Linked DNA regions of Mus musculus: region 1 is linked to region 2. Evidence: chromatin loops called from intact Hi-C (ENCODE). Cell type or tissue: heart. All regions are shown on one strand. Links, peaks and the distances in the headings refer to the core of each region. The heading gives the core; the rest is flanking DNA. Region 1 overlaps Hmgcll1 (3-hydroxymethyl-3-methylglutaryl-Coenzyme A lyase-like 1). Region 2 has its middle 100 kb from the start of Hmgcll1.

The links. A loop is a pair of places that touch in the nucleus more often than their neighbours do. Peaks named below come from ENCODE experiments on the same cell type or tissue, not always from the same donor. Only the 100,000 strongest peaks of a DNase experiment are listed, where the experiment ranks them.
Region 1: a loop joins it to region 2, with 13 times the contacts of the local background. A loop is called at or near these places in 2 of 42 quality-filtered maps.

Annotation. Positions count from the first base shown.
Region 1 is chr9:76,022,367-76,026,768 of GRCm38, reverse strand. The region is part of intron 1 of Hmgcll1 (3-hydroxymethyl-3-methylglutaryl-Coenzyme A lyase-like 1); the gene reads right to left. Among named protein-coding and RNA genes, the nearest start is that of Hmgcll1, 9.6 kb to the right of the region's middle. In heart, for the core only: a CTCF peak has its summit at 3,106; DNase peaks (open chromatin) are centred at 2,258 and 3,158; H3K27ac peaks cover 630 bases.
Region 2 is chr9:75,907,919-75,912,320 of GRCm38, reverse strand. No RefSeq gene overlaps it. Among named protein-coding and RNA genes, the nearest start is that of Hmgcll1, 100 kb to the left of the region's middle. In heart, for the core only: no CTCF peak of the experiment used is centred there; a DNase peak (open chromatin) is centred at 2,000.

The DNA of each region.
Region 1 (4,402 bases), core at 110-4,109, 110 kb before region 2:
TAAAATGGCTCCTAATGGCATACTCTATATGCATAGATCAGGGCATTGTACAGCCTTCATCAGAGAAGCTTCTCCTTACAATGGATTGTAATTAACACAGAGACCCACAACTTTACAGTGTGCAGGAAGTGAGAAACTTTGGAATACTCAGTCCTAAATTGGATGTCTTAATCAAACTTGTGCCTGCCTGCAAGGCTCAGGGATCCAAGTGGAAGAGGGGACAGAAAGATTGTAAGAGCCAGAGTTGATGGATAGCTCCAAGGAAACACCATCTTCTGGGAATGCAGGACTCATAGAGTATTTATGAACTCATAGAGACTGTGACAGCAAGCACAAGACCTGCACGGGTTCACGCCAGACAGAGTCTGAGAACTAAGAAGGGACATAAAGTTCTACCCAAGAAGCTATTTGCAATTGATGCCTGCTGAGGAGGAGAAAATCAGTATTCTACAAAGGAGGGTCACTGGGTATATCACCAAACTCCAGGGCAGGCCCAGGAGTTATTGACAAAATAAAACAGATTCTTTGTCTGTCTGTCTGTCTTTCTTCCTTGTTTGTTTGTTTGTTTCTCCTCCTCCTCCTCCTCCTCCTCCTCCTCCTTCCTCTTCTTCATTGTTGTTATTGTTGTTTATTTGTTGGTTTGATTGACTCGTGAGTTGGGGGTAGCAAGGAGGAGGGAGGGAGAAATATGGAATTGGATGAAGTGAGAAGATCTTGGAGGAGTTTGGGAAGAGGAAAGAATATGATCAAAGTATATTTTAATAAAGAGACTTTAAATTTAAAAGGAAAATGTAAAAAGAACCAAATCCAACCCCTCTATGACTATGGAGAAATGACAGAACAGCTTTTAAGGGGTTTTTTTTTTTAATACAGTGCATTAAAATCAGAGCTTTCATATACTACAAAAGGAGCCTACCACTGAGCTACACACAGGCCTTTTAAATTTATTTCTCTATTGATTGTATCTAATTTTTTGACATTAACACAAATTATGATTTGTGAATAAATTAAAATGCAAGCCTTCATAGGCCTGGGTAATTTTAAAAGTCTCTATGTAGAATTGTTTTTTTTTTTTACATAGTTTTATTTTAGAATAAATGTTTTGAGGACAAGATTCACTAATTAATATTTACATAAGTAAATAGCATCCAAATGAGTTATAAAAAGGGTTCGAACCAACAGAAGAAATTAAAAACTCTTGAGTATTAATTTTGGGCTGAATTCTGATTATTTGGGAAAAGGAAGAGCGCTCAGATGGAAAGATGGCAAGTGTCTGGTGCCTTAACTACAATTTCCTGCCAGCTGAAGGATTACGAAAAACAGAAACATGGAAAAATAGAAACATCTTGAACAAGCACATCATGCTATTTCCACGTGATTGTCCACCACCAAGGGTCCCCAGAACAAATCATCCTGAGCACAGAAGGCAATTTGATGCCAAGGACAGTTAGAAGACAAATGTGTATAAAGGCATTCTTTTATACCTACATGTTTAAGTGTAGTGCAATCAAATAGAATATTTCCAGGGATAAAATTTTCTCAGCAAGGCAGCTGTAAAGGACTATTTGCCTCTCCTACATAGATTAACAATTGCCAGACTACTAGAAGGAAACCAGAATTCTAAAAGCTGCTTTTGTTCTTAGGATTTTAACCAGGCTGGCCAAAAACTTTCAAATTTGGAATCCAGTTAAAATGATCCAAATAGGCGATTTGATTTTGCCTCTCAAAAAACCACAGGTCACCTGCAAGTGACCCATGACGTTTCTGTGCCTGTGAAGTCTGGCCTCCTGGTTGAGTAGAAAAGAAAAAAATAAAAAGAAATAAAACTAAAAGGGAAGTGTGTACCATGGAGAAAGAGAAGAAAGGGTCAGAGAAAGTTACAACACAGAGTGAATAACCATAAAGCCAGAAAACTTGGAGGAGCTTGAAGCTGAGAAAAAAAAAAAAAAATCACAGCATAGGGGGAAGGAAGGATGTAAAAGCCAGCTGGAATCAGAGAGAGCAAGGAATCCAGGAGCCAACAGAAATCCAAGGACAGAAAGTATTGAAGATTGAAGGGAACAGGAAATTTATTGGAAACTCAGTTGTTTTTCCTTTTTTATGCAATGCAGTTCTATTCCAGACTGAATTCTACTCTCAACCTCAGGGAGGGCAGAAAGGAAGTCAAAATTCACAGTAGTCTTTCCCCAGCCTGCACTCTCTCATGAGCAGGAGCCAAGAGCTCAGGAAGAACACAGGAAAGGAACCTTGATAGGAGCACAGTTGGTAGCTGGTGGCTGCAGCAGCAGCAGCCAGCACAGAGCTTACCAAGATGGGGTGAAGGGAAAACAAAGACAGCTGGGAGCCAACCGCAAGGGCTGCTGAGTCAGAGCTTCCAGAAGACTCAATAAACTCTTCAAGTGAGTCCTCTCATGGCTATAGTGGAAACACGCCTGCAAACTGAATGTTCTGGAGGTAGAACTTCCTGCGTTCCCAACCTAACTCTGCTCTTCACTAGCTGCTGGCTATGAGCAACTTATTTAACCATTGTGTGCCATGCCTTTGAAATCTACAAAACAGACTAGTGAGATGATTAAATAAGCAACCAGGAAGCACCTGGGATGTACTTAACATCCAACAGTGGTAGCTATAAAAAGTGCTTGAAACAGGAAGCCCATACAAAATAATATGATTTGATTAAAGAGGATGAGGAAAATACAGAATTATTACACATTTTTATATATATATAAAACACCAAGAAACAGATTTCCTAATAGGATAGAAACTAAAACACAGCCCAGGGTGTCTACTCTTGTCTCAGCATGTAGATGTGAGTCATGCACATTCAGGAATCAAATTGTGACCAGATTTGACCTAAAGCTATTTGAAAAGTCACAGTGTAAGAATGGAGAAACTTGTTCCTGTGGGTTTACGGATGAGTGTATTTAGAACACATTCAGAAATTATACTAGTTTCGGAAAGTGGCACCAGTAGGCTCTTCTCTTTGATCCATGACCTCACTAGCAACTGGTAGGCTGGGGAGGTTTAGAGCAGAGATGAATTCCTCCCTACTGAGTCCAATTAGACAGCTGTTGGCTATCCCTAAGATGGGTCACTACTGCACTCTTGGGGATAGCTTGCTGAACTGTCGTTCGTTGTTTCGGTTCACAGGTTTCACAGTTGAATAGGACTATTGATTGCTTTTCTCCCTTGGCAGCCTGCATACACAGCACCCACAGAAACTGAGAGCCAGTCCTCAGGGGTGGGGCTTTGAGGCCAGATCCAGCTCAGTTTCTGCAAGTTTTGTATTTGAAGTGTGTGGTGTGGTCTGTTTTTCCCATTTCCTTCTCATACCACCTGCATCCTACTACCCTGATTCTAGCTTTCATCAAAGAAGCACCCTTCTGCAGTCAGAGACAATTTCAGATATCAACAACTAATCAAAATACAGAGGCTACTGACTATGGGTTGTCCATCTCCTGTCAACACAACCCTTACACCTATGACTCAGGAAACATCTCAAGAGGGGGCAGAAAGAGTTTAAGAGCCAGAGGGTCAGGATGTCTGTTATAATATAGTGCCTTCTAAATATGACAGGGATTCTGTACCCACGTTATCCCAAAAATATAGTCCCCTAAATAAATCCATTGCTGTGGCAATACCAGTTGATATGCCATGGCAATATGAATGAGGAACATCAAAGCCTCAAGACACCTGATAGGTTGTTCTATCCTAACTGGTCAGCTATAAACACATATACACATGAGCAACATTAAATGTACTCAGTCGATTTTATTTACATAGATGTACATACACAGATATATATGCAGCACTAATTAAAGAGGAGGATGTCATAAAGTTTAGAGGGTTTTGGAAATACAGGAGTTTTCAGTGAAGAAGGAAGGCTAGAAATAATATAGTACTCATATGAAATGCTCAAGTTTTTTAATTGAAAACCATAATCCATTTTTTTTAGGAGATGATAGTTCAATCTGTCAGCATTAAAAAGATGAAGCAACTTTTAAAGTAAGCAAATTCTTTATTGGAGACACAACAACATTTATTTAAATACAAAGTAGTAAAGTACACAAATGCCATTAGAGAATTTTGGAGTGGTGAAGATGATACAGATGGCTGGAAATAGTCTCTCTAATGGTCAATTTAAGCACTATCAAAACTAAATTCACCTAAAGATACTGAGTAATCAAGAACTGGGTTTTAAGAGATATTTATACCAAAATAACAGACAAACACAGAATATAAAAGTAGAAACATCTGCTAGCATAACACATATATGTGAAAAGAGTAAAAATCATACACATATATCAAAAAGAAGCAGCCAGTAGTGTGATGAGAGAGACAGATAGATAGACAGACACACAAAGACAGACAGAAAGAAACAGAACTAGAATATATCAAGAGT
Region 2 (4,402 bases), core at 184-4,183:
TTTTTGTATAGACAAAACAATGAGTTTCTGCATTTACTCTCACACAGGTGGTGCATAGAGAGAGGTGCTAGAATAAACAAAAAGATGAAAGAATCTGGACCATAATGCTTTGGGACTCTATACTGTTAGCTGAGACAGTCCATTAATCTGTTCTAAGGAAAATTTCAATGTGAACAAAAGAAGTAGCAGGCACATTTTTGCCTTTGAACCATCTTTTTAGAAGTAAAAGTACAAAAGAAATCCCTGATACAAAACAGAGAAACTAGTTAAGTGTCCAGAGACTTATGAACACTTGACAGTTGTTGCTTAAAACTTCTGTGTAACTTTCTTTCCTGTGTGTTAAAAACTAATAACAACATACATTACTAATATAGATATCGATTCACGTTATATAGGATATTAAACAAAGGTAAGCTTTTGTATAACAAGAGAAAGGGATTTTTTATATATAAAAGCTGAGAACTGTGTTGTCACACACATAAATTAGTCTCACAAAACTTATTAGCTCTAAATTCAGGAGTCTGGGTTGGCTCAATCAGCGCCTCTGAGCTTCATAAAGCAGCAGGTCGGCAGTACTGAGAGACTCGGGAGGATCCTGGCTCCACGTTCTCTTCAGCAGCATCCAGTTTCTTGCGACACAAAGAATGGGGTCCCTGTTGCTCACCGGTTGGTGTTGATAGCTGTTCTCAGATTCATCCACATTGCCTTATCCCTCCATCCTCAGAGCTAGCATTGCCTTTCCACAATTTAATCTCCTTTATAGCTTCACCTTTTCATTGTGCCACTGCTGCTGTTGCTGCTATTGCTGCTGCTGTTGTTGTTGTTGTTGCTGCTGCTGCTGCTGCTGCTGCTGCTGCTGCTGCTGCTGCTGCTGCTGCTGTTGCTGCTGCTGCTGCTGCTGTTCCTGTTGCTGACAGACAACCAAGACCACGATGATGATGCTGCTGCTGATGTTTTATGTGACTTTCTGGCTCTTCTGTCTCCGCCACTTGATTTTAAGACTTCAAGTGATTACTTGGATCCGTCAAGATGGTCCAGGTCATCTCCCTGCCCTACAGTCATCGGAGTAGCCACCCAAATTCCATCTTCAAGATCCCTCAATGAGGCCTTCAGTAGTCTAAATTATGACATAGAATGGGAATCTTGGAACGATGTCTTTAGAAATCTACTTAGAGCCGTTGCACTAACAAAAACTGTGAGCAATGCTGAGCAAAACAAGCCTCTGCTTTGTGTTTCTTCTCTGACAGCTTCCCCTGCAGGGCAAACCAATGCCAGCTTCCTTCTCTAGCTATCTATACCCAAGTCCCTAGTATAGAGGCCTGCAGACAGATAGAGCTCTGTGAATAGTTGTGATAAATATCCATAATTGTTAAATGTTTGACTTGTCACACATTCTTTTCAGCTTTACTTTTAACTATATTAGTATAAAGTCACATATTTTTACATTTAGTCTTACATTAAAATACAAATTAATGCAGCATCCTTAAAGAATTTTGTTTAAAACATAAACTTTATGATTCATTTTGTTATCCCTAGATGCCCACATCCAAACTGCTATATCCTGACTTTTTTTCATCTTTAAACAGTACATTTTCATGCAGTTGTTCTGATGTAGAATGTATCCATTGCTTGACTACCTAAGAAGAAAAGAATTTACCCAAACCACACTTCATCACCCTCTCCACTTCCTTACCCCCCTAGTACATTGGTGACCTTGTCAGATTGTATTTTTTCAGGATAGCTGCATTAAGCTATCCCATCCCTCATCAGACACAGCAAAACTTTCTTTCGAGTTGAGACGTGGAATATTTGTTCCTCCCCTGATTCTCACATGCGTTTGGAAACAGCAGAATTGACGCTACTTGACTTCTAAGGGTCGGCAATAAAAGACAAAACAGCTTTCTCATGATTCTCTGGGGATGTTCTTTCCTGGAATGCAGCCATCATGCTCTGAGGAAACCCAGAGCACAAGGAGAGGTCATGTGTCGATGTTCCAGCCAACAGATCCAGCTGAGGTCCTAGCTGACAGCCAGGATCAACTGCCAGACATCTGAGGAAGTCTCGGTGATGACTCCAGTGCCAGCCATTGTCTGCCTATAACCACAGGAGAGACCCAGAGTGAATAGCTGGCTGAGCCCAGCCATTTCTCAGAAGCAGGAGACAGAACAATGTTGTTATTTAAGATTGCTAGGTTTAGGGCCAGCAGTGTGAAACTGTTATAGCTGCATTTTGTCTATATTGTTACATTTTATTATTTCAGCATTCTGTCTAGATTTAATTTATGTTTATAAAAAAATTAAACAGTTTATTTTGAATCTTTTTCATCTTTTAACATCTTTAAGTTTCTAAATAAAGCATATTTTGTAAAAATATTTTTCAGAACTCCCAGAAGGAGCATCAGAATTCTGCCTCCCTGTTTGATTGATGTCATGATCAAGTAATGTGGGTTTTATATATTTGTTGGTTTGACAAAACTCTATACTGCCTTGATGTTAATTATATATACTAACTCAGCTTTGTCCAAGTTTGGTGGCTGGATGAATTCACTGCCCCAAACAAACAGAAGAAGCAAAGCTGTTAGAAAATACTTGTATCTTTTATACAATTACTTTTTTCAAAGTATATGTAGCCAAAACCTTACGGACAAGAAACACCATAATGGGTGTGATGCCAGCTACCATTGTTCAGATATCTAAGGAAACCCTCTTGCTTATGTTTTAATATATATTCATTTATTTGTGTGTGTGTGTGTGTGTATCTGTGTGTACAAATGTATGTGTGCATGTGCTACAGCACACCGGGGAAATCAAAGGACAACTTACATGAATTGGTTTTCTCCCATGTGGCAGATACCATGACCAACTCAGGTCATCCTCCTTGGTGCTAAGCATCCAACCCTCTGAGCCATCTTGCTGGCTTGCAACCTCTCCAGACAGTATCTTTTCTTTTCATTGTTCTTATGTCAGATGAGGGTGCTAAGGAGGGAAATATTGTAAATTATGAAATACTAAGATTTCTCTCTCATGCTCATTTTCTTGACAGTAGATCAGTATAGATTACCACGCTGCTTGCGTCGTTTAGCTTAAAATCACTTGCTTGGTAGTGACTTGCTTTGGATTACTATGAACTGGTAAGCACAGTCAGCTATCCTATTGCCTTGCAAAACCACCTCTGAGTACTTTCCTACTTTGCAGCCGACTCCACTACACTGTTTCAGCTATGCTATAGACACAGATATGCTCTTGTCCATCTGTTTGGCAACTCATGGTATCTCACTGCAGTTTAGGGACATTTTCTTTTATTGCTTATTTGGTTTCCATAACCTCTTCCCTCTTGTGTGCTGTCAAATATCTTAGGTCACCATCAAGATCTGCCCATTTTCCCCTAATACCGTAATATTTGTCTTAAGTTCTGCACTAGGAGGAAGGTCTTTGTTTCTTCATCTTGTATCATTAGCTAGCTTTTCCACCCTGATCCATATATTCCATTTGCAAGATTTGTCTCAACTTTTGGAGATAATATTTATTTCTTACTATTTATGTATTTATAGATAATTGGGAGTGGGGTTATTTATGACCTTCTGTTAACTTCTTGATGTAAAATTCCCATCTATCTCATTGAATAAAGCCAGCAACTCTTACCATAATCTCCCCATGAGAAGTACATGGGAGGATCTGGAGAGATTTTAACTTGTCAGGGTTGTGAGAAATGCCGTAGGATCTCATGGGTAAAAGTGGTGAATGTTAACCAATATCTCATCCTTCAGAGAACTGACATTCACACACACACACACACAAAAAAAAAAAAGTCAGTTGGGCCAAAGTTTAAGAAGCCCCAGAATAAATCTATTAGAAATATGGAAAGTTCTGTTAATTCCTTGTTTCACACTTAAGTTAGTGGATACATTTCCCATTACATCTTTGTATTATTTCTCCGCACCTCTAAGGGCATATTTAAACAAAGTACACATGATTGACTTGGATATTTTCTGGTGTTGTGGAACAGTATAAGTAGTATATGAAAATAAAAATTGAGAGGTCGGTCATGAATTATAAATTTAGAAATTTAAAGAAAAAAAATCCCACAAATGAAAATACTAAATATTGAGCTCAGGTTGCTAGATACAATGGCATACATCCCAAAACATAAGGCTTTTTTTCCTTTATTTAAAAAAGGAAACAAATTAAAAGGGTTTGTTAAATTTATTTATTCTTTTATCTACTTATTTTTGATTAAATGATGTTTATAAAATGTTGGCACCTGACTAGATATAAACAATAGGGATATTAGTACCCACATTGGCAAATAACCTTTGCCATTAAGAAATAGTACCACCAGGCAGCATGAATATAAACACATAAATACATATTTAATAGACAATATTTAATATATCAAATATAGT